2 separate regions of the Homo sapiens genome follow, and region 1 is linked to region 2. A link is an interaction called in ENCODE POLR2A ChIA-PET data of the cell type or tissue named here. Cell type or tissue: Panc1. All regions are shown on one strand. Links, peaks and the distances in the headings refer to the core of each region. The heading gives the core; the rest is flanking DNA.

What was found. ChIA-PET counts read pairs that join two places held together with the same protein. Peaks named below come from ENCODE experiments on the same cell type or tissue, not always from the same donor. Only the 100,000 strongest peaks of a DNase experiment are listed, where the experiment ranks them.
Region 1: POLR2A ChIA-PET joins it to region 2 with 17 read pairs; 6 of 35 experiments call an interaction of 5 or more read pairs at or near these places.

What each region holds. Positions count from the first base shown.
Region 1 is chr7:155,269,117-155,280,939 of GRCh38, forward strand. No RefSeq gene overlaps it. Among named protein-coding and RNA genes, the nearest start is that of INSIG1, 23 kb to the right of the region's middle. RefSeq lists an enhancer at 865-1,365. In Panc1, for the core only: no CTCF peak of the experiment used is centred there; no DNase peak of the experiment used is centred there; H3K27me3 peaks cover 211 bases.
Region 2 is chr7:155,211,206-155,223,028 of GRCh38, forward strand. It overlaps LOC124901783 (a long non-coding RNA gene), which reads left to right. Exons shown (of 2, transcript XR_007060603.1): 2 at 395-5,956. LOC124901784 (a long non-coding RNA gene) reads right to left here and starts at 6,137. Exons shown (of 2, transcript XR_007060604.1): 1 at 3,427-6,137; 2 at 2,106-2,844. LOC124901785 (a long non-coding RNA gene) reads right to left here. Exons shown (of 3, transcript XR_007060605.1): 3 at 10,839-11,823. RefSeq lists a silencer at 2,834-3,128. In Panc1, for the core only: no CTCF peak of the experiment used is centred there; a DNase peak (open chromatin) is centred at 5,855; H3K4me3 peaks cover 674 bases; H3K27ac peaks cover 235 bases.

The DNA of each region.
Region 1 (11,823 bases), core at 1,639-9,638, 57 kb after region 2:
AGCTTCCACCAACAGGAACTGGGGCAGGAGCTGCAGTAGACACTGGAGCTGGCTCCATTGTGACCTCATTCATAACTTTCCTATGAAAGAAATCCAAACTTTACATCCAGAAGAGTTTCAACCCAAAGTGCTGGGTTTGCACTTAGCAGTGGAAGCCTGAATTGGATCCATTCTGTTTTCTGCTGGAAGAGGCTGATGTAAAATTATGTCTACTTTAGGTTTGATACAAAGGTGGGGTTAGAGAATGGGGAGGGAACTGTTGTTTTTCTTCTCACCCCTTTCCAAGTGGGCCCCTTTTTACAATGCGTATCGGTTTTGTGGTCTGTACGGTGCCAATGATAACAGAACCCACTTGGTTGCATTGTGCAGAGTGGAGCTAACATACACTGAGAATTTAGGGTTGTGCCTGGCACAGAGCAAGGCCCATATATGTGCTTGCAATGATAAATAGTAAGGAAGAATGAACCAAAGTGTTCACACGAGGAAGCTCTGACGAGAGAAAAATCCAAGCTAATGAAGACATGCAGTTAAATGAGAAGTTCAGGTCCTGAAACTGTCTCTGTTATGTCCATCAGGCAGGTTCTTAGCTGCAAGCAACAGAAACTGACTCCAGCAGATTTAAGCCAATATGAGACTAATTGAAAATCTCATATTGGGAGTAATTCACAGAACTGCTGGAGAACCCGGCTCAGACGTGAGTCAGAAACGAGGGAGAGGCCGAGCAGCAGCAGGACCAGGAGCCCAGCCAGGGGCCTGGGGGGCAGCAATACTGCAGCTCCAGGGCCAGCACAGGTCAGGACTGGACACGGGCCCAGTGCCACTGACCCACTGCTCCTGAAGAGGGGATGAAGCCACCTCCGAAGCCAAGGATGCTGGCCTTTTGCCTTGTGCCACCAGCTTCCACTTTAGAGCTGGCTGTGTGTGCTGTTGGCTGAGTCTGGGTCCTGCACCTGCACCCAGCAACCAGGGCAGCTGGGAGGTCTGTATATCCCCAAGATTCACCTTGCCAGGCCGGCAGGGGGGTCAGGGGCTGGGAGCTAAACATCCAGTGTCTGCCTCATTGTATGGTCTCAAGTAGGTCGCTTTTGTTTGGTTGGTTTTTTAAGGCAGAAGAAAACGCACTGAAGACACTCTAGACATTGTGCAATTTCATTTGGGGTTTGTTTTCTTTATTATTTTCCTTCCAAGCCCATGACAGTGCATTTGGAATGTGTTGTTTTTATGACGATGCACAAAACAGCGATGCATAGGTTGAAGTAAGGGATGAACTCTGCCCCATTGCTTCACGGACGATGCGTGCCGACAGCACACTCTCGGTCTCCTCCAAACATCTCCACGTGACGGCACCAGGAGTGAAGGGCAGGGCAGGGAAACAAAAGCAGAGGTCATTTTGCAGTAGGGGTGGCAGCAAATGCAAATGACCCGCGATCTGCAGGTGGGACCACTGGCACCCAAATGTGTCACATCTATAGAAATTAAACATAAGCCGAGCACAGTGACTCATACCTATAATCCCAGCACTTCGAGAGGCCGAGGTGGGTGGATCTTCTGAGGTCAGGAGTTCGAGACCAGCCTGGCCAACATGGTGAAACCCCATTTCTACTAAAAATACAAAAATTAGCTGGGCGTAGTGATGGGTGCCTGTCTTTTCAGCTACTCAGGAGGCTGAGGCAGGAGAATCGTTTGAATCCAGGAGGCGGAGGTTGCAGTGAGCCAAGATTGTGACATTGCACTCCAGCCTGGATGACAAGAGCACAACTCTGCCTCAACAATAAAAATAAAGAAATTAAACATAATGTCGAGTGTCACCAGGTACAGTCCCACATAAACAGCCACTATTTTCCACTCATCATTCAGGTGAGAAAAACTTTTCTCTTGTCATTGCAAAACATCCGTTCTGACAAACCCAGAAGAAACTTCTTGAATTGTAGCAACTTAATGTATTTCTCAACCACAAAAAAAGAGTTCCACCTGCACGATTTGGTGTAAATGTAAATAATGCCAGAAAAACACAGGGTGACAAGGAACAGAGGAAGCCACAATTTCTTATCAGTTTCTTCCACTGATAGGCCTGACTTTTGATCTCATTGATTATCAACCCCAATACACACATGGAGAATAATGTATCAGTAGAGTTTTTATAGCAACAGAATTGGCCTTCAATGATCATCATAGAAGAGAGCAATTATAGAAATAATTTTAAGGTAATTTCATGATATTTATTTTTTCAGCAAAGTATGTAAGTGTCCTTATCCCTCAATGGATTATGGATGTACTTACAGTGTCAGAAATCAAAAGGACAAAATAAAACAAATGTCACACTGGGTCAAAACCATCATTCTGTCTTTGATGGGAGTCCCAGGGGATATTTCTTAGAAGAATATGATGTCATTACGGAGGCTAAGGCTGCACTCCAGATATTCAGTTTTCTATCAGATATGGATTTATTTAAAACTTTCTTGAATGAACTTATTTTTCTTACTTTACGTAACAAGGTCAAAAAGGTAAACCTCTCAGTGTAAAGAGGTGTAAAACCTTTTTCAAGAGTGAATACATTCCTGTCTTAAAGAAAAAATGAATTAACAATCGATCCCACTCTCAAAGGAAATGATAAAGCTATACTTCATTCAAATGGAAAAGTTGGCCAGGTGTCGCGGCTCCCACACGTAATCCCAGCACTTCTGGGAGGCCAAGGCGAGCCCCCATTTTGGGTGTGGGCAGGACTGAGAGTCCCTTCCACATCATGGAGTCCGGGAAGAGCCAGTAGTGACTTTACAGTTCACAGTGGGGACTCTGCCAAACGCTGCCTTCCCAAGTGGTAAAGGCCAGGTTCAGCCGGGATTGATGTTGTGGGTACCAGGACCCCTGGATACTGGGGGATGAGAGGGAACCTCACCTCTGTAGTTTTCAAAACTCCCACAACCCCAGTCTAACGGTGAGAGAAATGTCAGACACTCCCAGTTGCAGGACATTCTATGACACACCTGCCCTGTCCTCCTGAAAACTGCCAAGGTCCTGAAACACAAGGGAAGCCCAAGCACCTGCCCCAGAGCAGAGGTGACCAGGGAGACACAGGACTCCTCCTGGACGGAATCCTGGAACAGAAAAATCCGGGCAACCCAAACACTGCCTAGAGTGCAGATGACCGCATGCACCAATATTGGCTTCATAGTTTTAACAAATGTGCTATGTCGCAGTGGGTCATGCCTCTCATCACAGCACTTTAGGAGGATCACGTGAGCCTAGGAGCTCAAGACTAGCCTGGGCAATATAGTGAGACCTCATCTCTACAAAAAATCTTTTAAAAATTAGCTGAGCGTGGTGGCATGCACCTGTAGTCTCAGCTACTTAGGAGGCTGAGGTAGGAGGATCACCTGAGTCTTGGAGGTCGAGGCTGCAGTGAGCCATGATTGTGCTACTGCACTCCAGCCTGGGTGATAGAGCTAGATCCTATCTCAGAAAAAAAAAAAAAAAAAAGATAACATCAGGGGAAACCGAAGACATATCTTTTCAACTTTTCTGTAAATCTAAAGCTATCTCAAAATGAAAAGATTTCTTAAACACTATGAGAGGAAGAAAAATAGATTACTACAAAGGAACAAAATTAGACTGAATTCCTGTCCATAGGAACAAAAAGATGACAACATAATGTATTCAGAGATGTGAGGGGAAATAGCTACAAGCCCCTAATGTTGCACCCAGCTGAATTCGCACGCACGTGATGGCAAGACTAAAAAGATTTTCAGACGTCTGAAAACCCTGAGGGTTTATCACCTATGGCTGCTCTCTGAAATAACAAAGGATGCATTTGACCAAAATAAGCAACAACCCAAAGTGAGGGATGAGGCACAGTATGTTGACAAATGTGATTAAAGATTGGCTGTGAAAAATAGCACGAGCCAATTAATAGTGCTTGTTAAAAATGATATAAACTTGCACCTGGTCAACAACAGAGGAGGGGGTTGCTCCCTGCCGCGAGGGAGTGGGCTGAGGTCCTTGGAGTATCTTGGAGGAGGCCTGGATGGTGCACGTTCTGGTCACCCCGCCCCTCTGACCAGAGCAGCTCTTTCCTAGCTCGGCTCTACCTGTGACACGTGCTGATTCGGGACCACAGAATCCTCAGATACAGGAGCAAGCTGCTGTTTCAAGCTGCCATTGGCTTCTGGTTCAGCTGGTATCACTGTTAAAGCAGAATTCCTACTGTAAAAAGTCTGACCTTTGTGGGGAATGGACAGGGGTGGACCAGGGAGGACCGTGCATGGTTCCTCGGTTACTCAACGCTGAAGCTCAGCTTACCCTCTGCAATGGAGAGATGGAGGCTCCGGGGGCCTATCCGCTCTGCCTGAGGATGTGGAAGGCTGCCCCCACCCTGACTGTGTGTCATAGTTTGTTTTATGCTGTTCTAACAGAATATCTAGGACTGGGTAATTTATAAAAAACAGAGATTTGTTTCTTACAGCTCTGAGGGCTGGGAAGTCCAAGGCTGAGGGTCTCATGATTTTTGGGGGCCTTCTTGCTGCATCATCCCACGAGCAGAAGGCAGAAGGCAGAAGGCAAGAGGGCATAAGAGAGAGATGGAGAGAGGGAGCTGAACTGGCTTTTATAACGAACTCACTCCCACGTAGCATACACACTCCCCCAGGGCTGAATCCACTCTCTTGATGAGGACATTAATCCAATCTCAAGGGTAACGTCTTATGACCTAATCACCTCTTAAATGTTCCACCTCTCAACAACGTTGCCCTGGGGCTTAGGTTTCCAACATATGAGCTTTGGGAGACACATTCAAACCACAGTCCAGTGTCATATTGATTGGGGGAAAGAGGCCAGGTGAGCTTCAAGGGTCCAGGGCCGGGGGAGAATGCCCAAAGTCTTGCCTTTTTTTTTTTTTTTTTTTTGCTCCTCAGCTTATGTTTTCTTTTTCGCAATGTAATTCCTTTCAATTTCCCATAAACTCCTCAGCTTATGTTTTCTTTTTCACAATGTAATTCCTTTCAATTTCCCATAAACTCCTCAGCTTATATTTTCTTTTTCACAATGTAATTCCTTTCAATTTCCCATAAACTCTCAGTAAAAATGTCTTATCTGTGAAAACCTGGGTGTGCTGTGTTTTCAGGAGTTAAGACAGGGGTGGGCTTGGTGAGGTGTGGGGTGAGAGGCCTTTTGAGGGTGAGAAGCCCAGCCGGCAGCAGGGAGGGGTCCTGGAACAGGTACATCTTCCCTGAGAATGGGCAGAAATATTTGCAGAAGGAACCCTGGTCAAAGGCTGCACCTCCCTTATTCATGAAAGAGGGTCTGGATGAGGTCATAAGGCAAGTTGAGAAAATGATCGGCCAGGCACGGTGGCTCACACCTGTAATCCCAGCACTTTAGGAGGCTGAGGTGGAAGGATCACTTGAGCCCAGGAGTTTGAGACCAGCCTGGGCAATATAGTGAGAAACCCGCCTCTACAAAAAATAAACAAATAAAATGGTGGCAGGAGGGCTGGGGAATGTGGGTATGTGGATCATTTACGAAACAGGTGTCAGTTAGCATTTCATTAGAAAAAAAGGTTTCCTAAGTTTACTTTTTAAACATGTAAACTCCTGCTAAGATTATTTCTTAAAGCACATGAATGGATTCAGCCCTGGAGAGAATCCCAAGCTGGCTGGAAGGAGGAAAAAAATATTTTTGAGAGCTAAAAGTGCCAGAAAGATTGAGAAACTTTTTTTTGCTTTCCCTCCCAAACAACATTTCAGGTGGAACAGTGAGTTTTTCCACTTGGTCTTTCCCTTCTTTCTTCTAAACAAAAACGAGCTTTTAAATTGATGACACTCGATATAGAATCAAGACAACAGAAGTTGATCCTATGCCAGCAAATATGTTCTGGAACACTCAAAGCTTTGGAAAATAAATCAGTATTTTGCTTTTCTCAGTTGAGGTTAGGAAGAGAGAACACTTTGTTAAAATGTCAGTAACATCTGTGTTGCAAGGCAGTCACTGACACCAAACACCACTGTGTTGTTGACATCAAACCCCACGCCTGGAGTCCTATGTGCCTCCATCTGTGCCAACCAATGCTTCCCTGCCTGCAACAACCAGCATGTCAAAGACCTGTCCACTGAGAAAGCATTCAAATTTGGGGCATCGATCTATGAACACATCATCAGCCCTCAAATCCTGGGCCTGAAGGACTATGGAAAGGGAAAGAGGAATCCTGTCTGTCTCCCATTCCTGTGGTCCAGTTGGCCCCACCTAACACTGGTTTGGAGCAAAGCAACTCCAAGCTCCAGGGAGTAGTGAGCATCATTGAAGGAGGAATTTTGAGCACCTTTTTGTGCCAGGTATGGTGGGCAACCCAAAGATGACTAGGACATAAATTCAGCCTTCAAAGGATTTATAGTTCAGCAGGGAGGTTCACAAATATTACTAATACCAGTTAATGAGCTTGTAAGAATCAAAAGAAGTGTAGTAGCAGGCCAGGCTCAGTGGTGCACGCCTGTAATCAAAGCATTTTGGGAGGCCGAGGCGGGCAGACTGCTTGAGCCCAGAAGTTTGAAACCAGCCTGGGCACCATGGCAAGACCCCGTCACTATAAAGGATACAAAAATTAGCCAGGTGTGGTGATGCACGCCTGTAGTCCCAGCTACTGGGGGGGCTGAGGTGGGAGGATGACCTGAGCCTGGGAGGTTGAGGTTGCAGTGAGTCGAAATTGCGCCACTGCACTACGACCCCAGGCAACAGAGTAAGACCCTGTCTTGAAAAAAAAAAAAAAGTGTGGTAGCAACCATGAGTGGGAAAAACTGTCTCCTTCCAAGGAGACCAGGGTAGGGCAGTTGAGCTGCACCACGGATAATGTCGCAGTTCTCTCGAGCCTCATTTCTAGAAACACAATTTTAAATTAATAAAAGCTAATTAAATCAAATTTTTGCTTAGTAACATATCACAGTACATAGGAAACTGGGCACACATCTATCCTAATATTTAATGCCTTATGATCACTAAGCGTTTCCTGAAGCGATTCCTTTAAGTGAGCTCCCTGAGAGCAGAAACTGAGCATCGGATGCAGCGTCTAGCCCAATAATGTGCCGACGGAGTGTTTGATTATCTTCTGTCATAAGCACGTCACATGATGCAGATGCTCCATGGTTCAAGGGCTCTCCTGATTTCCCAGTTCACAAGGAAATACATTACAGATAAGGATTTTTAAAATCGTCTCCCAAACTGGCTTACCAACGTCTGAAGGAAAGAGATCCAGGGAAAAGGGAGAGGAGGCGGAGAGGAGACAGCATGATGTATGTTTCTGAATGAATGTTTTTCCGTAGAAGTCTATGCTGACTGAAATCGTGCTCACGTTCTCATGGGAGACAAAGAAAACACACAAGGCAGGTTGCGTCATTTGTGACACGGGTTTCCTTAAAGCCCACTTCTCAAAGTGGGGTCCACAGGCCCACAGCTTCAGCCTCACCTTGGAGCTTGCTGGAAATGCAGAAGCCTGGGCCCCACTCCTGACCTGCTCACCTGCAGAATCTGGGTACCGAGGCCCCAGGGGCTGTGAAGGCACGATTCGGTTTGAGCATCAGCTTCCACTTGCAGATGCCACCGTATCTTAACACATGTTCAAAGAAGCTGAGGGGATTGCAGACAGCCACCTGCCTCCAAGTGTACTGCCCCACAGCCATCCAAAATGACAACCCTGCAGGCTACTTGCAGTGGCCGGTGAAGCCCAAATCTCTGGGAAGAGGGCCTCCTTGGCCATATCCCAAAAGGTTGACTTTCTTTAACTTGCTGCTGTTGGACCTCTCTCAGTTCGGGAAAGGAATACTGCAGGATAAATCAATAATGCTGAGCCAAACAAATACTCCTGACGCAGTCACCACAGGTCATGACCAGAGAGGACAGGAACAGGGAAGCCTTCCAAACCCAGCAGGGAGGACAGTCCGCACCCTCCAGCCTCGCCTTGAAGGACCTGGTGCCTGCAAAGCCATCACAGCTGATCGAGTAAATCTGCTCTGCTGTGTTTGAATACCTTTAATTGCTGTAACCACAATTTTACCTTGAGAGAAGGCAGAATGGGGGATGGGGAACTGCAGAAAGCTAGCAGGAGGGGAGGGCCGAGCAGGTTCCGGGGTCTCCAGGCTGTCTGCAGGCACTGCCTCCCCGGGCCGCAGGACTGTTCTGTGAGCTGGGGATGACTCCTTTCTCCCTTTACTCAATCACGGGAGCACTGAGGCACTGGAGATGAAACCACTTCCCAAAGGTGCTTGAAGGCGGAGCCAGTGCTTTGTACCTGGATTTACTTTCTATGGTTACAACAATTCCACGAAGAGGGTGGGGAGCGGGTAAGCTAGTGAGGGAATCTAGCTGCCACAGATGTTAAGTTCCGCACAAAAGGACTTAGTGTGTTTCCTACGCAAGCACAAGATTATGAAAATATTTCCAGCCTTATTCAAATTTCCTCAATATGCTTTCAAGGGAAATGGTTTTACTTAGATAATTCTTCAAAGACTTTATGCAATAAAACTGTATACCTCATACCTTTTTGTAAAAATGGTTAAAATATCCAAAGCCCAGAATGAGTATCCAATTCCTGGAGGTGGAAATGGTCCTAAACATTATCTGATGACTTTTTAAACTGTCTACTGACTTTTAAGGAAACTGTAGTTCAACGAAGTGTATGACTTATTCCAGGTCACGAATTGAGTGGCCAAGTCACAACCGGAACTCAGAACCTCTGACTCACGGGCCACATTCTGCCACACACACTGCAACTGGAATTAAAGTCAGGATTTCTGATCACAGCAGGGGAAAAGGGGTTTTCTCTTGGTTTGTAGACAGTTCTGCAGAGCGTGCATAGCTGGGTGTCGACTAGGACCCCTGTACTAACACCCCAGCCCTGTGCACCCGGCAGCCCTCCGAGGAAGTTGGCCCAGGGTCTGCCTGCTTCTCCCTCATCGCTGTTGAGGCTTGCTTCATGATTCTGAAACTCTGTTACTGGGCTTATATACATTGTTGGTTGTTATGTCTGTTATGTCTTCCTGGTAAACACACCGTTTCATGATTATGAACATCCCTCATTGTCTCTGGTAACGCTCCGTCTTCAGGGATCTTATCTGATATTCACAAAGCCCCTCCAGCCTTCTTCCCACTGCTGTTTGCGTGGTTTGCCTTTTCCATCTTTTCTTTCAGCTTCTCTGCGTAGCACTGCGTCTTGCATTTTTATCCACTCTGAGTATCTCTGCCTTCTCTTTGGAAAGTGGAATCCAGTGCATATAATGTGATCTTCCTTATGGCTCAGGGTCTTCCATTCGGAGATTTGCTTTCTGTTTGTCCCTCAGTTTCATTGTTGTTGTTGCTGTTTTCTTCCTTTTTTGCCTTCTTTTGAGTTGACTGATTTTTTTACAATCCCATTTTTATTTACCTATTGGCTTTCTATTTATCGGCTTTTTAAGCTATGTTTTGTAATTTTTCTTTTATCATGTCAAAACATATATGACATAAAACTTCCCAAATGGTGAAAACCGTGGATAAACTGTATAATTCAGTAGCACTGCATGCATTCACAATGTTGTGCAACCATCACCACCGTTTATTTCCAACACTTTTGTACCACCCCATCATAATCTATATCTTCTTTTGCACTTTTGTTTCAGTGGTTGCTTTAGTGATGGCAATGTACATCCTTAGCTTGCCCCAGCCTATTTAGTTAACACTGCTTCACTTCACATAAAGCCAAGAACTTTGCACCTAAAAAAGGTCCATCTACCACTGTCCCCCTTCCTAGTGGCCTATGTGTTACCTCCACATACATATAAGCCGCATGAAGTGTTATAGTTGTTATGTAAACAGCCATAGGGGTTCTAGATGAATTAAGCAGAGGCACGAGTATATAAGTCCGCACAGAGCCCTCCCCTGGGTTTGTGTTGCTGCCTCTCAGAGGGGCTTTCAGGCCCTACCCTTTGAGTCTTCCTAGCACTTTGCAGCTGAAGCCCTGGAAACCTCCGCCCAGGGTGCGGCTCTCACAGCACCCACGGCGAGCCCCACCCATGGCTCTCAGTCAAGAATGGTTGCAAAGGGCGGTCAGCTTCCCCATCACGCAGCATTTGGGAGGCTTGTCTCTGAACGTGATGTGGTTGATCCCAAGCTGGTTCTGAAGTTCATGTCCAGTAAGAGAAACATTTGAAACAGAGTATTATTTATAAAGCCAGGGAATGGTCTTACATTCTTGCAGTCAATACATTTTAATCTGAAGCCAGGGTGCACTAGCAAGGTACTACGGACCTCACTCTGATTCTAGAAGTTATTTCAGAAAATAAAAATCAGCAACTTGCCTGCACACAGAAAGATGAAATGACCAGAGACAGCAGATTCATAAGCAAGCCCTTAGGAAAGCCAGCCGCAGTGTCACAGATGGGCGAGGGCACACTTCTCACTAAAGTCCTTCATTCAACATCATTTAGTGATAAGGTAGTTATAACATGGATGAGAAAAAATAATTGATCCCCAGAGGGGCCACTGTCTGTGTGGAGCCTGCATGTCCTCCCCATGTGCTGTGGGTTTCCTCCAGGTACCCCGGGTTCCTCCCACATCCCAAAGCTGTGCACATGAGGCTCACTGGCACATCCCCATCTGAGTGAGTGTGAGTGTGACTGTGCCCTGCCATGGGATGCCGTCCTCTCCAGGACGGTTGCCCGCCTTGGTCCTGAGCTGCCTGGATGGGCTCAGCCCCCTGCCACCCTGAACTGGAATAAGCAGGTTGGAAAATGAAAGGATACAAATTTTGTCAAATAAAAATTCGTAAAGCATACGGTATTCACACAGAGATGCAGGACAATACCAGATGCAGTAGGAAAGGCCCAGCGGGCTGAGAATTGGCTCTTGTTTGTTTTGAAACCACATGATAGGGGGAGGCACTTCAGAGCTTTGGCTTGGCCAACATTATTTTTGATTTAACGCAGCCCCTCCACGACCTGGTCACTCATAGATTCACCAGAAATTGGGTAATGATCTTACTTTTTTTTTTTTTACTTTAAATGTATATTCTCCAATTTAAAACTTAATTAAAAAGTAAACTTTAATGTCGAAAATGCAAACTTGGGGAGGGCAGAAAGATCACACACAAGGCTGTCACTTCACACTTGGAGGGTTGCACAGCGGCTGGGCAGAGGCGCTCCTCGCATCCCAGACAATGCAGGGGCCGGGCAGAGGTGCTCCTCACTTCCCAGACAGGGCGATCTTACCTTCTTAAATGCACGTAGAGCTCACATGTATTTCAGTGTTTCGTATTAGAAGTGTGCTTCTTTGGTGATGTTTTTGTGGCCAGAACTATACCATAGGAATGTAACTCTTGTTTATATCAATTAGCCTCCGGAGAAATTGATGTTTGATATGTGTCGTTTCACCTAAAGTCACAGTTTCCAAGAACCTATGGACAACCCCAAGTGAGGTCTTGCTGTGTAGATGCGTGCACTGTGGAGTGAGTGTGGAGCTCCCAGCAGGGGACACTGGGCGCCCAGCAGGGCTGCCTGTGAGTCTGCATTACCTGAAACAAGAATTTGTATCTTTCCCAGAGACATGAGCTTTCTCCACTCTTATCTGCAGGGACGTGTGCAGGTCTGGGGAGAAGCCTGCGTTCACCTCAGGGTCTCCCCCACAGCGGGTGGCAGCCCTCCCCACCCCCAGCCCCATCTCTGGTGACGCCTGTCGAATTAATCACAGGAGCCACTTTCCTTTTCCTTGACACAGGTTCTCAGCACTGACTCAGTCTGATGGGGCTGTGAGACAAAGAATTTCCTCCACTTCTTACTCTGCTGCTCTAGTTTCCTCCACCCCACCCCAAGTTGC
Region 2 (11,823 bases), core at 2,452-10,451:
CATTCAATGCGATTCCAAAAACAAAAAAAAGTGTTTCACGTAAGCCCTTAAGATACAACAAGAGTAGGGCAGAATTTTAATACTGGTTTTGCTTTAAGACGCAAGTAAGTCTCTTTTGGGAGCCAGCATGAAGTGGGGGCACCACCACTATCCAACTGCAGATGGGGTTGGCTCCAGGCAACAGGTGGATGCTGGACGGGGAAACCAGGAAAGGCTGGGCCCTACAAGGAGCCCACCATGACCTGCAAAGGCCAAGGAGGCCAAGCACTCAGGAACTGCAGGAAGACAGGCTGTAGGGGACATCAGGAGAACTAAGTGTCTTAGTCTGTTTTGTGTTTCTATAACAGAACACCACAGACTGGGCCGTTTATAAAGAAAAATTTATTTTGCGCAGTTCTGGAGGTTGGGAAGTCCAAAGTCGAGTGGCCGTATCCGGTGAGAGCCCTCCTGCAGCATCATCCCATGACGGAAGGTGTCCCATGGTGAGAGAGCACGTATACCAGCTCAGGTCTCCCTTCCTTTTCTCATAAGGCCACATCCCCCATCGGGTCCCATCCTGATGTCCTCATCTAATCCTAGTTACCTCCCAAAGGCCCCACCTCCAATCAACATGTGACTATGGGGAGTAAGTTTCCAGCCTATGAAACTGGGGGACACATTCAAACCACAGCACCAAGCAAGCTGGAGCAGCCAAGAGGAAGCCACATGTTCCTGCAGGGCAGGGCAGCCTCCACCATGCAGGGCTGGGACAGGCCAGGGCAGTGAGGGCTCATGGGGGCCGCACCCACGCCAGCTCCTGCAGCACCAGCCTCTGGCCAGCTGTGTGCCTGGAGCAGAGGGGAGCAGGACCCACGTCCCAGTCCCCCACATCCCAGATCTCACCGAAGAGATCAACTAGCCTAGGGCCAGGCCAGTAGGAGAGGACCTTGTCCATTTTCTCCATGAAAAGTCAACATTTATCTCTCCAAGTACAAGTCACTTCCTAATCTTGAGATGTGTGGAAACAAGCTCTTTATGCTGAAAATCAACTTCTACATTTTAGTTCTGAGATGTGATTCTGCCAGCCATGGTGGACGAGGAGGATGGTAGGGACTTAGCTAGAGTAGCACGTCCTCACTAGACAGGGGTGGGTGGTGTGGGGAGGTGGGGGGCTTGGCCTTAGCCTGAGTGTGACGTTCAGCCTGCATCTTGAGCACAGTGAGAGCCTGAGCCACTGCACCACTGAAGATGCTTAGAAGAGAGACCACAGCAGGCGAGGAGGCTTCCCAGGGGTCTGCGCTGACAAACCAGGGATGAGGGTGGCCAGCTGTGCATGAGCCCCCCAGCGCCCATGCAGGCGTCCCCACCTTCACCACCTAAGTGTGGTCACGCACCCAGGGAGAGCTTTCAACCTGGCTCTCTCAAGTGTGTTTCTAAACACTAGAGCCAGGAATCCTGTCCTGTGGGTCCCTGAAACATAACCGGTGAGCCCAAGATCTCCTCGGAGAAACAAGGCTCCCCTTAGGGAGGGCCCAGGAACGTGGGGGCCTCTGTGAGGCAGAGGGTCCCAGAGGGTATGACCGTTTCTGCAGAATGGTGGCCACTCTGCAGAAACAAAATCACAGCCCAGGAAGAGCTGCCAAAGTGGGGGCCAGGGGAGCCGGAGAGGGGGACTGAGCCAGATGCCTGCAGAGCCGTGGCTCACAGCCTCTAGGAGGTACGCCCATGAATGTTTCAGAACACATTTGAGGACTGACGTATGTGACCAACTTTTTCTTTTGTTAAGCAAGGATTTTTAATCACCATTACTGGATTAAAGAAAAAACATTTTGGCTGGGTGCAGTGGCTCACACCTTTAATCCTAGCACTTTGGGAGGCTGAGGCAGGCGGATCACTTGAGGTCAGGAGTTTGAGACCAGCCTAAGCAACATGGCGAAATGCCATCTCTACTAAAAATACAAAAATTAGCCAGGCCTGATGACACGCACCTGTACACCTGTAGTCCCAGCTACCTGGGAGGCTGAGGCATGAGAATTGCTTGAACCTGGGGAGGCGGAGGTTGCAGTGAGATGAGATGGTGCCACTGCACTCCAGCCTGGGTGACAGAGTGAGACTCCATCTCAAAATAAATAAATAAATGACATTTTAATACCACAATTAGGATAATTTCAGAATAAAAATTTTTTTTCTTTAAAACTTTGTAGAAAATCCCACACACCCAATTTGGCCTTGTCTGGGAAATGTGAGGATTCCTGTCTCCTGGGACAGACAGTCTCACTGCCAGGCATCCTCCCCCTGCAGTGATTCACATCCTACAATGTCTGCCCTGATGTGTCAATTGTAGAGTAGGTCCCTCATGGAGGCCCAGAGGCCCCAGCCCAGAGCCCGTCTGTCAGTCATTGGCTGAGAGTGGTTGGGACAGGTGACCCCGCAGTTGAGGCGACCCCCCACGATCTCTGGAAAAGGCAGCTGAGCCCCAGTTGCAGCAGGTTGGGGGAGATGGTGCTGCCACAGCACAAAGGACCTAGCCCCAGTGGCACCCACCACTGTCAGAACTCTCCACTGAGGGCCAGGGTGGATCTTTCCTCCCACATCCAAGCGCATCTGACATCTTCACCTTGAATCCTGAGTTTCTCTCTTAACTCTGTCTCACTTTGTCATGAACAAACTCTTTCTTGAAAGTTGTATTTCTCTGGGGCCAGAAAGGCGAGGAAAGAGGCGCTTTCTCCTGGGAGGTGGGCCTCGTGTGTCCCTGTCGTGGCTGAGAGTGACTGCCCCAGCACCTATGAAGAAAGCCCAGAGACTCTGGAGGCTCAGCTGGGATAACGCCTGGCGTGCTCGGGGGTCATGGCCACCGCCTGGACTCTGGAAAAATGGGAAAAATGCTCTTGGCAGACAGCGGGGCAGTCAGGAGGGAGCTGGCCCCACCAGCCCAGGCAACGCCCAAGAGCTGTCCTCCCACTCGGCTCCAGGAGACGTTTAAATGGGGCCTGACTCCCCCATCTCTGATTTAAAAGATAACCAGAAGCAGCAGAGAAAACATCTGAAGTGCTTCCTGGACACACCTGTTAGGAAGTTTCTGCAAGAACCCAGGTAAGAGCTGGACTAAGCGGGGGTCCGTGGGTGGGAGGAGGGAGAACGCCTGCCTGGGCATTTACAGAGATGAGTTTGCAGAGATAATGATGCCAGGGTTTCAGCCCCAGCCCCAGGAAGAGAACGGCAGCAGGAAAAGTTAGAGAGGAGAGGGAGCAGGAGGTGGAGAGCTCGGCCCCTCCTTCGCTGCTGCCCTCTGGGTGACGCTCAGCGGAGGCGCCACGTAGCAGCTGCGAGAGCCCCGAGACAACCTCTGCACTGTTTATGGGATCGCATTAGGGGAGCAGCGGCCCTGCATGACCCCACAGGTGAGCAGGACACCTCATCATAGGGTAGGCACGTGAGCAGACTCACCCTCACACAGCTGCCTTCAGGGCTGCCCAGGTCAGGTGCTCAGAACACAAAAGAAAGTGAGACAAAGTCGCCACCCTGGAGTTTACGAGCTGGCGTGGGAGACAGGCTGGCACTGAGGATGACAGTGGAGAGAGATCGGGCTGGGAAGAACCGGAGGCGCTGGGGAAGCCGGGTCAGCAGGGAGACCCCAGCAGAGTGGGAGCCGGAGGACGGCGGCGACTGCAGCCCGACTGTTTCAGGTGGCGTCCTCGTCACGAGAGGAGCTTGAGCGGGTCGTGGCCTTCCTGGCAACCTGCCTACAGAGAAAACGATTGCTGGGTGCAGATGTCTCGAACATTTATTGCATTCCACGTTGTCAGTCAATAAAACAGCTTTGCGAGCGTAATACTGACAAAATCAAGTTCAGGCGGTAAGCCCCAGGGCTTCCAAGAAAAGTGGATCGGGGGGCTTGCTCAGCTCTGGTATCCAGGGGGGGCCACTGCCTGGTTCCCAGGCAAAGGAGTACAAACTGCCGGGAGAAACAAGGACCCTGCAGGAAGAAGGGACCTGCCCGACTTGTTCCCCCGCACCCACATCAGGAATTTTCCCAGAAAGCCATCCACTTTGTTAGAGACAAAATAAAGGTCATTTGGAGAAAAACCTGCCAGCAGCTGCTGCTGCTTGAAAATAGAAAAGATTTTAAAAGTAGCAGTGTTGGGAGGCCAAGGCAGGCAGATCACCTGAGGTCAGGAGTTCGAGACCAGCCTGGCCAACATGGCGAAACCCCGTCTCTACTAAAAATAGAAAAATTAGCTGGGCATGGTGGTGAGCACCTGTAATCCCAGCTACTCGGGAGGCTGAGGCAGGAGAATCACTTAAACCTGGGAGGCGAAGATTGCAATGAGCTGAGATTGTGCCACTGCACTCCAGCCTGGGCAACAGAGCAGGACATCGTCTCAAAAAAAAAAAAAAAATGCAGCAGTGGTTTGAAATCATGCATTTTTATGTGTTATCCTCAAACATCTGAGGGAGATAAGAAAGAATATACCACGGATGAGAATATTTATAATTATCAGAAAAAAAACTGCCTCCTAGGAACAATCCTGTGAGCTCCATCATCAAATCTGATTCAGAAGCCTCCAAATCCCCTACTTGCCCTGGCAGCTGCTACCCACCTCACAGCTGTCCTTTGCAGATTACTACAAATGTTCTCTTAAATATTCATTTATCCCCCAGCATTGACAGGTGAGGAATGATGTTGCTTGGGCTATTTCTGCCCCAGGTGGCCCCTGTAAAGCCGGGACCTTGGATCCCCTCTCTCATATGAGCCTCCTAAGCGGGCTCCCAGCTCCTGGATGGGGTCTTCTCAGGGCCTAGGGCCCCCTCATCTGCCCAGAACAAACTTCCTCATCCAGATGTCACCATTCACTTCCCCAGGTCCTCCTTCCCACCAGACATGAGGATTTTAACTTGATCATCTCTGCAAAGACCTTATCTTCAAATACAGTTACATTCTGAAGTCCTGGGGGTTAGGGCTGCAACACCCGAATTGGTGGAGACAAAATCCAGCTCCTGACAATACCGCGTATGATAGCTGCGTCTCTGCCTGCAGTACTGTTTTCCAGGGAAAGCATCTTTGAGTGTATTCAGAAAGCCTCTCTCTGGGGCCAGGCCTTGCAGAGAATCCTTCAGAAACTGGACAACCCCACCCAAGGCAGTCAGTGGGGAGGACACATTTGGTGCCTCATTGGTCCCTGGATCTGCCTCACAGTCCTCAATGTTCCTCCTCGTTCCCTCTACTCTTTCTCCTCTTTGGTTGACCTTGAAGCTCATTCCTGGTGAAGGCCCCGTGGGAGCAGTGCAATGACAAGAGGAGCCTGTTTTCAATAGCACCCTCACGCTCTCCAGGGGTCCATTGGAGGCGCCTATGACCTCCTGATGCTGAGGAGCCTAGAGTGGGCAGCCCTCGGGCCCAGGCTCCACCTGGGTGAGGCCTGTTTTATTATCAATACTCACCACAGTCATTTGTGGGAGTGTAATGCTCATATTCCCATTTAAGAGATGAATAAACTGAGGCAAGGTGAAGTGACTCAGCTGAGGCCACACCACAGTTTAATGGGGAAGCCAGGATAAGAGCTGGCGGCTTCTATGTCTGATCTACACTCTGATGGGAGGTCGTCAGAGAGCCATGTAAACGGTGAGGAGGTGACATGCTGGTCCCTTCCATAAAAGCTGTTTTGCAAAATTAAAACACACACACAGTAAAGATCCAGATTTATGCAAGTGAGAGTGAGGGGCTGACTATTTACCAGTCAACAGATCTCCCCAAATGGTTCTCTGCTTGGGGTTGAGATGCTCCTGACCAGCAGGGCTTGGGGAGAGACATTCTTGCTCCCCCTAGAGCTGGCTGACCCATACCCAGGGGATTCTGAGCACCAGGGGCTGGGAGCAGCATGTACCACGTGTTTCCCAAGAGTTAGTCATGTTTGCTCCTAAAACTTATTGTAATCGAGGAATCTAATTAAACAATACACCAACTGAAGAAACAGTGCAAAAAGAATGAGTGACTGTTTCTATGAAAACTTAGATGAACTACTTTGGAAAGATTCAATAAAAAGCATGCCTAAATACATATACTGGGGCCAGGAGCAGTGATTCACACTTGTAACCCCAGTGCTTTGGGAGGCTGAGGTGGGAGGGTGGCTTGAGGCTAGGAGTTTGAAACCAGCCTAGGCAACATAGCAAGACCCTGTCTCTACAAAAAAACAAAAATTTTTCAACTGGTTGTGGCAGCACCTGCCTATGGTCCCAGCTGCTCTGGAAGCTGAGGTGAGAGGATCACTCGAGCCCAGGAGTTCAGGCTGCAGTGAGCCGCAAGTGTGCCACTGCACTCCACCCTGGGCAACAGAGCAAGACCCTGTCTCTAAAAAAATAAATAAAATATGTACATCCAGATACAGTATTATGTGTGGGCGAGACACCGGTAAAAGATGGAAACAATCATAAAAGTCAGGCAGGATTCCACCTAAGATTGTCTTTAGCTCTCAATCTACCTTGTTTTAAAATTTTTTTATGAGCCATAAAAGACCTAAGACTAGTCTTTATTGTACAACTTGATGAATTCTGATCCTGTGGCCATACAGTTCAAAATAGAGCATTCTAGCACTCAGAAAGCTCCCTAGTGCCCTCATCAGTTGGTGCCTGTCAACCCCAAGGATGTCATAGTCATTTGGACACCCCTGGCACAGTCATTCCACTTAGAGACTCTGCCAGAAGTCCCAGATCATAATCAGGAGTGAAATTTACACAAGAAGGGGCCGGAAGCCCTAGTGAGTAGTGAACTCAACTCCAAAATAACCCTACACTAAAAATAAAACTGGAACGTACTTTTTATGTTTGAAATTTAAATAAGATAGATGTATTTTTGTTAAATCGTTCCAACCTGTACAACTTTTCTATTCATCAGCCAACTAGCCAGAGAAAGGGGGTTTCTGCTGCTGTCAGAGTATAAAAATGAGCTGCAATTTTCAAAATTTGACCTCATCTAACTTTCTCCAGCTATGCCATTCCTGGAGCATCCTCAGTCCAGTGCCTGATGCGTAAAACATAATAAAAAGGTGACCCCACCACACCAAACACTGGGGTGTCTGTAGCAGTGACCGCGTCTCACGGGGATTTTGTCTGAATGCCTGTTCCTCCACTCGCCTAATCCATGGAGGTCAGGGAACCACGCACCTCAACACACACAGTAGCTTCTTAATAAATGTTGGTCCATGGAAGTCAAGTCAGCCCTTAAAGGGAAGGGTAGGAAACAGGTGTGCAGGGAGGGAGGAGTAAAGCTGCCCTGGGCCTGCCAGGCCTGGGGCCACCCCGCAGGCAACTCTGGAGCCAGACAGCCTCGGGGCACCCCAGGCTGAGGGAAGGAGCTGGGCACAGCCCTGTGTCCCCGTCTCTCAGCCAATGGAGGAGGAGCTTGGTCAGTCCCTACAAAGGTTGCAGTGGAGACCCTGCACCAGGGTACCCACCTACCCATGAAGGCACAGGAGGAACATTCTGGAAATGAGGAGGCCCTTGTGAAGCCACAGAGGTGTGGAACAGCATGGCACAGCACCCCTGCAATTCCCATACCCTGTGAGGACCCCACAGTCCTCATCTGTCCCTGGATGTAGTGCAGTGGTTGTCCTCGGAGTCGCTGGGGTCTCTGCCTGCTGGCTCTGCCCTAGTCCCGAACTGGACGCCCTGGCTCACAGTCCCTCCCCACGGCACCCCCTCCTGCATTCCTTGGCTCACCCATGAGCCCCTCTTGGGAATGGCTCCCCAACTCCACTGCTTCAGGAAGGAGCAGCTTAATGCTTCCCGAAGCTTCTCCAGCCCCACCCCACTTACCCCCATGATGTGAGCGCTTGGACGCACCGTCCCAGTGACCTGCCTCCACGGTAAAAGAGGGCCTGAATGGGGGTTCTTCAGTGCGGGGATCAGGGGCTGATTTCAGAATCTAACGACTGTCATTATGCCGCATACACAGAAAAATGAACACGAGAGCTACAATTTACATAAAAATCCCGGATTTGGGGAGCCCCCATAGAACCCCAAGACCAAAGACAGGTCTCTCAATGGGAAAATTTCAGGAAGCGACGCCAGGTGTCCTAATCCTCTGAAGCCCAGAATGTGTGTGCACCGGGGCGGGGCTGCCCCGGAGAAGGTTCAGGCGACCTTCGCGTGAGGACTCCAGGCCCCTCCGGAGAACATTCCTGAGCCTGCACCAACTGCCCTCCGTTCGCTCCTCTCCAAAGGGTCTCAGAAACCCTCAAAATAGTGTTAGGAAACCATCTTACTAACGAATGTCTGCCTCTTGCTTTCCACCGTATTTAAAACTCTTCCTTAAGCTGATATGAATTTTGTTAAAAGCACACGGAGAATGTTTTCTCATTGCCTCCCACTCTGAGCTAGGTATTCCATTCCCCCAAACACTCCTACATTTAGTAATGCGAAAAACAGTGAAAGATCTCAAAGCCCATAGATGAAAGTTAAATCAGTTCTGACAGACCCCGATGTGTGATGAAATATTATGCAGCCATTTAAAATGATGGAATAATACTTGAAATATAAAAAAGTTTAAAATGCAAACCCCAGAAGCATCTACAGTATATCCCCAATTTTCTAACACACACGTGCACACACAGGCTTCTAAGAAATGATTAGAAGGAAATACACCAATGTATTAATATTGGTTATCTCTGGTAAGACTAAAAGTAATTTTAATTTTCTTTTCTTCTTTCCTGTATTTTCCATGGTAAGCATACATTGATGTTAATTTTTTGATTGAAAATTCTACTGGCTCCACGGCCTGTCTTGTGTAATCACAGCTGAGCTCACTCATCTTCTGGGCTTTGGCACCGTAGGGAGGAAGGCAGCCTTTCCCCAGTGTGCCCTTGGGCAATCCAGATCCACCCCGAGCCTGGGCCCTGCTGGGTACTGCCCAGGCGATGCCAGGAGAGGGCTGAGTGGTGGCCGCAGCTGAGTGCAGACACATGTGGTGCAGAGCACAGCATGATGCAGTGTGGGACGGTGGGCTTTGCAAACCCCAGGAAGGGACAGCGGCCAGGTGCTCCGCTCCAAGCCCAGTCCCCCAGGCCTCAGTGAGCACCCCCGGCTGTGACTTGGGCCAGCCCTCCATTCACTCAGCCACTGTCTCTCTGAACATGCCCTGCCCTCCTGCCGGGCTGGCTGGGCTCTAGGAGGGGGTGTCCTGTGCAGGAGGCACATGTGAGCTCAAGGGCACACCAACCCCTCTCACTAGTCATGAGTTGGGCCCAGTGCAAGCCCGCTCACTCACTGCTCACTCCCGCCAAGGTCAAGCTTCTGAACCCCTTCTTAGAGACAAGGAGACCTGGGCTTAGCCCTCGAGTCCACGTGGTCGCCAACATGACATGACGGAGCCAGGGCCCCCAGCCCTGCCCCAGCCTGGCCCCTCCTCCACACTGGCTTCTGTGCCTCCTGCAGGGCCAGCTTCTCAGCAGCGCCTCTCTCTGCAGGAATTCACTCACTCGGAAGCTGGGCAGACTCAACCCAGAGCTTTGGCCTCCTGGACTTGGGCATGCTCCTGTGTAATGAGGAAGGGCCTCATTTTAAACAACCAGATCTTGTGAGAAATCTTTCACGAGACAGTAGCAAGGGGAGGGTGCTAAACCATTAGAAACTGCCCCGTGATCCAATCACCTCCCACTAGGCCCCAGCTCCAGCACTGGGGATGTCAGTTGAGCCTGAGATTTGGGTGGGGACACAGATCCAAACCGTATCAGAAGGGAAGAGAGCCATCCCGGGAGTGGGCAGGCTTTCCCGGTGGACCTTGGGGAGTCACCCCACATCTGTGTCAGTACAGCCAGACTTAACAATGGAAAGAGCCACCAGACCAGTTCAGGAAGCTGGGCGGGAGATGCCTCAAGGAGATGAGGCCAGCAGTATGGAGCAGCAAGTCCCCCTGTGCCCCCACTCTGGGGAGCTGCAAGAATGACCTCACAGGCCCTGCCTTCCCCCACACCCTGTAGGCTGCGCAGCTCCCCCAGCAAGACATGGAGCTGTCTTCCCACCCCTGGAATTGCTGGTCATGTGCTGTGCCTCAGCCAGCAGAGGTGACAGGGTGACCTTGGCCTGGTTCCCCCTGAGCTCACTGGCTTTTTTTTTTTGCTTTAAGTTCTGGGATACATGTGCAGAACGTGCAGGTTTGTTACATAGCTATACATGTGCCATGGTGGTTTGCTGCACCTGTCAACCCGTCACCTAGGTTTTAAGCCCGGCATACTTTAGGTATTTGTCCTAATGCTCTCCCTCTCCTTTCCCCCAAGGTGAGCAGGTCCCTGGCACAGCCACACCCAAACCAAAGGTGCCCTTGGAAAGGTCACTGTCTTCATTGCTCAGGCTGGTTTGAGTCAGGTTCCTGTCACTTGTAACAAATCCACTGGATTTCCAAGCCTCCAACCACACCTCTGCCTCAGGTCCAGTGCACTGAGACCCAGCCCACAGCTCTCATCATGTTGCAGCCCCTTCACCACTTCCAGCATCATCTCATTTTCCAACAGGCTGAAATCCAAATGTGTTCACTTTCGTAATCCAGTACTCCCCATGACCTGGTCCTAATCTGCATCTCCACCACCATTGCCCATCATTCACTAGATAAGCACATGCCTACTATTGCAGGCACTCAGATCGTGAACACATATTGGATGAAGCAGCAAAGAGCCCTGCCCCCGGGGGGAAGACAGACACCAAATGGGGAACACAATAAATAAGTAAATTGTATAGTATGTGAGAAGATTGTAAGTGCTTTGACGGAAAGGAAGGAAGGGAGGGAGGGAGGGAGGGAGGGAGGGAGGGAGGGAAAAAAATAAGAGAAAGAAAGAAAATGTCCCCTTTCCAAAAACAAGAACGCTGGCTTCCAACAGCACTGGTGGAATCTTGTATTTGCTCAACCCTACAAGACAGAAAATCATTACAGAATTGCTACCTTGCACCACAGTGAAAGCAAACCCACAAGTCAAGTTCAATATTTGTTTGCAGGTATTTTGTCTGCAGGACAAGGGTTATAGGTCAAGGTTCCGTGTTCAATGTTACTTGGGTTAGTTTCTGTTGTGGTGGTGGGGTTGGTTTGTTGGTTTGGTTTCTTGCCTTGTTTTGATTTGGTTTGGTTTTGGCGTGGTCATGTTACTATCTGAAATACAGTTAGCTCATATTTCCCACATGCTGTGATAAATGTTGTTAATAAGTCAGCCTCTGTGGACCAGCTGGATTGTGTGTTCTCCCTGCTAACCCAGAGCACACTGAAGGCAGGTGCTTATTATCCTATTCATCTTTATGTCTTTAACGCCAATCACAATTTCTGTCATAGAGTAGGTGCACAGGAAATATTTGTTAAATTCAACCACTGAACCTAAAGGGTTTCTGGAAAACTTTTTTGCAAAATCCATGTAAATGCCATAATAAATAATTTGCCTATATATTCATAGACTAGCATCCAAACCACAAGCACTTACTTTATGAATAATTCAGACATATGAAGAGCTGATTAATGACTCATAATTTAGAACCCCACCTACTGTCCCCTGGGTGGGGGGGCCAGGGCTGCTCTCCAATGCCTACCTCATGCCCTGTGCAGAACACGTGAGGCTCACCCACCTCCAAACAGATGCAGTGCGCCCTCTGCCTCAGGCAGGGCACTCCCCAACACATGGGCAGCTGCTCACACAGAGATGGTATTAGGGCCTTTTGGGGATTTGGGAATCTTGAACACTCATGGGAAGATTGATAGGCTTCTGGGATGCCTTCCATGGAGCGGCTCGGGACAAATTTGTGAATGCAGCGGCCAAAAGATCTGCAATCCGTCATGGGTTGAGTAGAGCTACCCAATGCGCCAGCAGCATA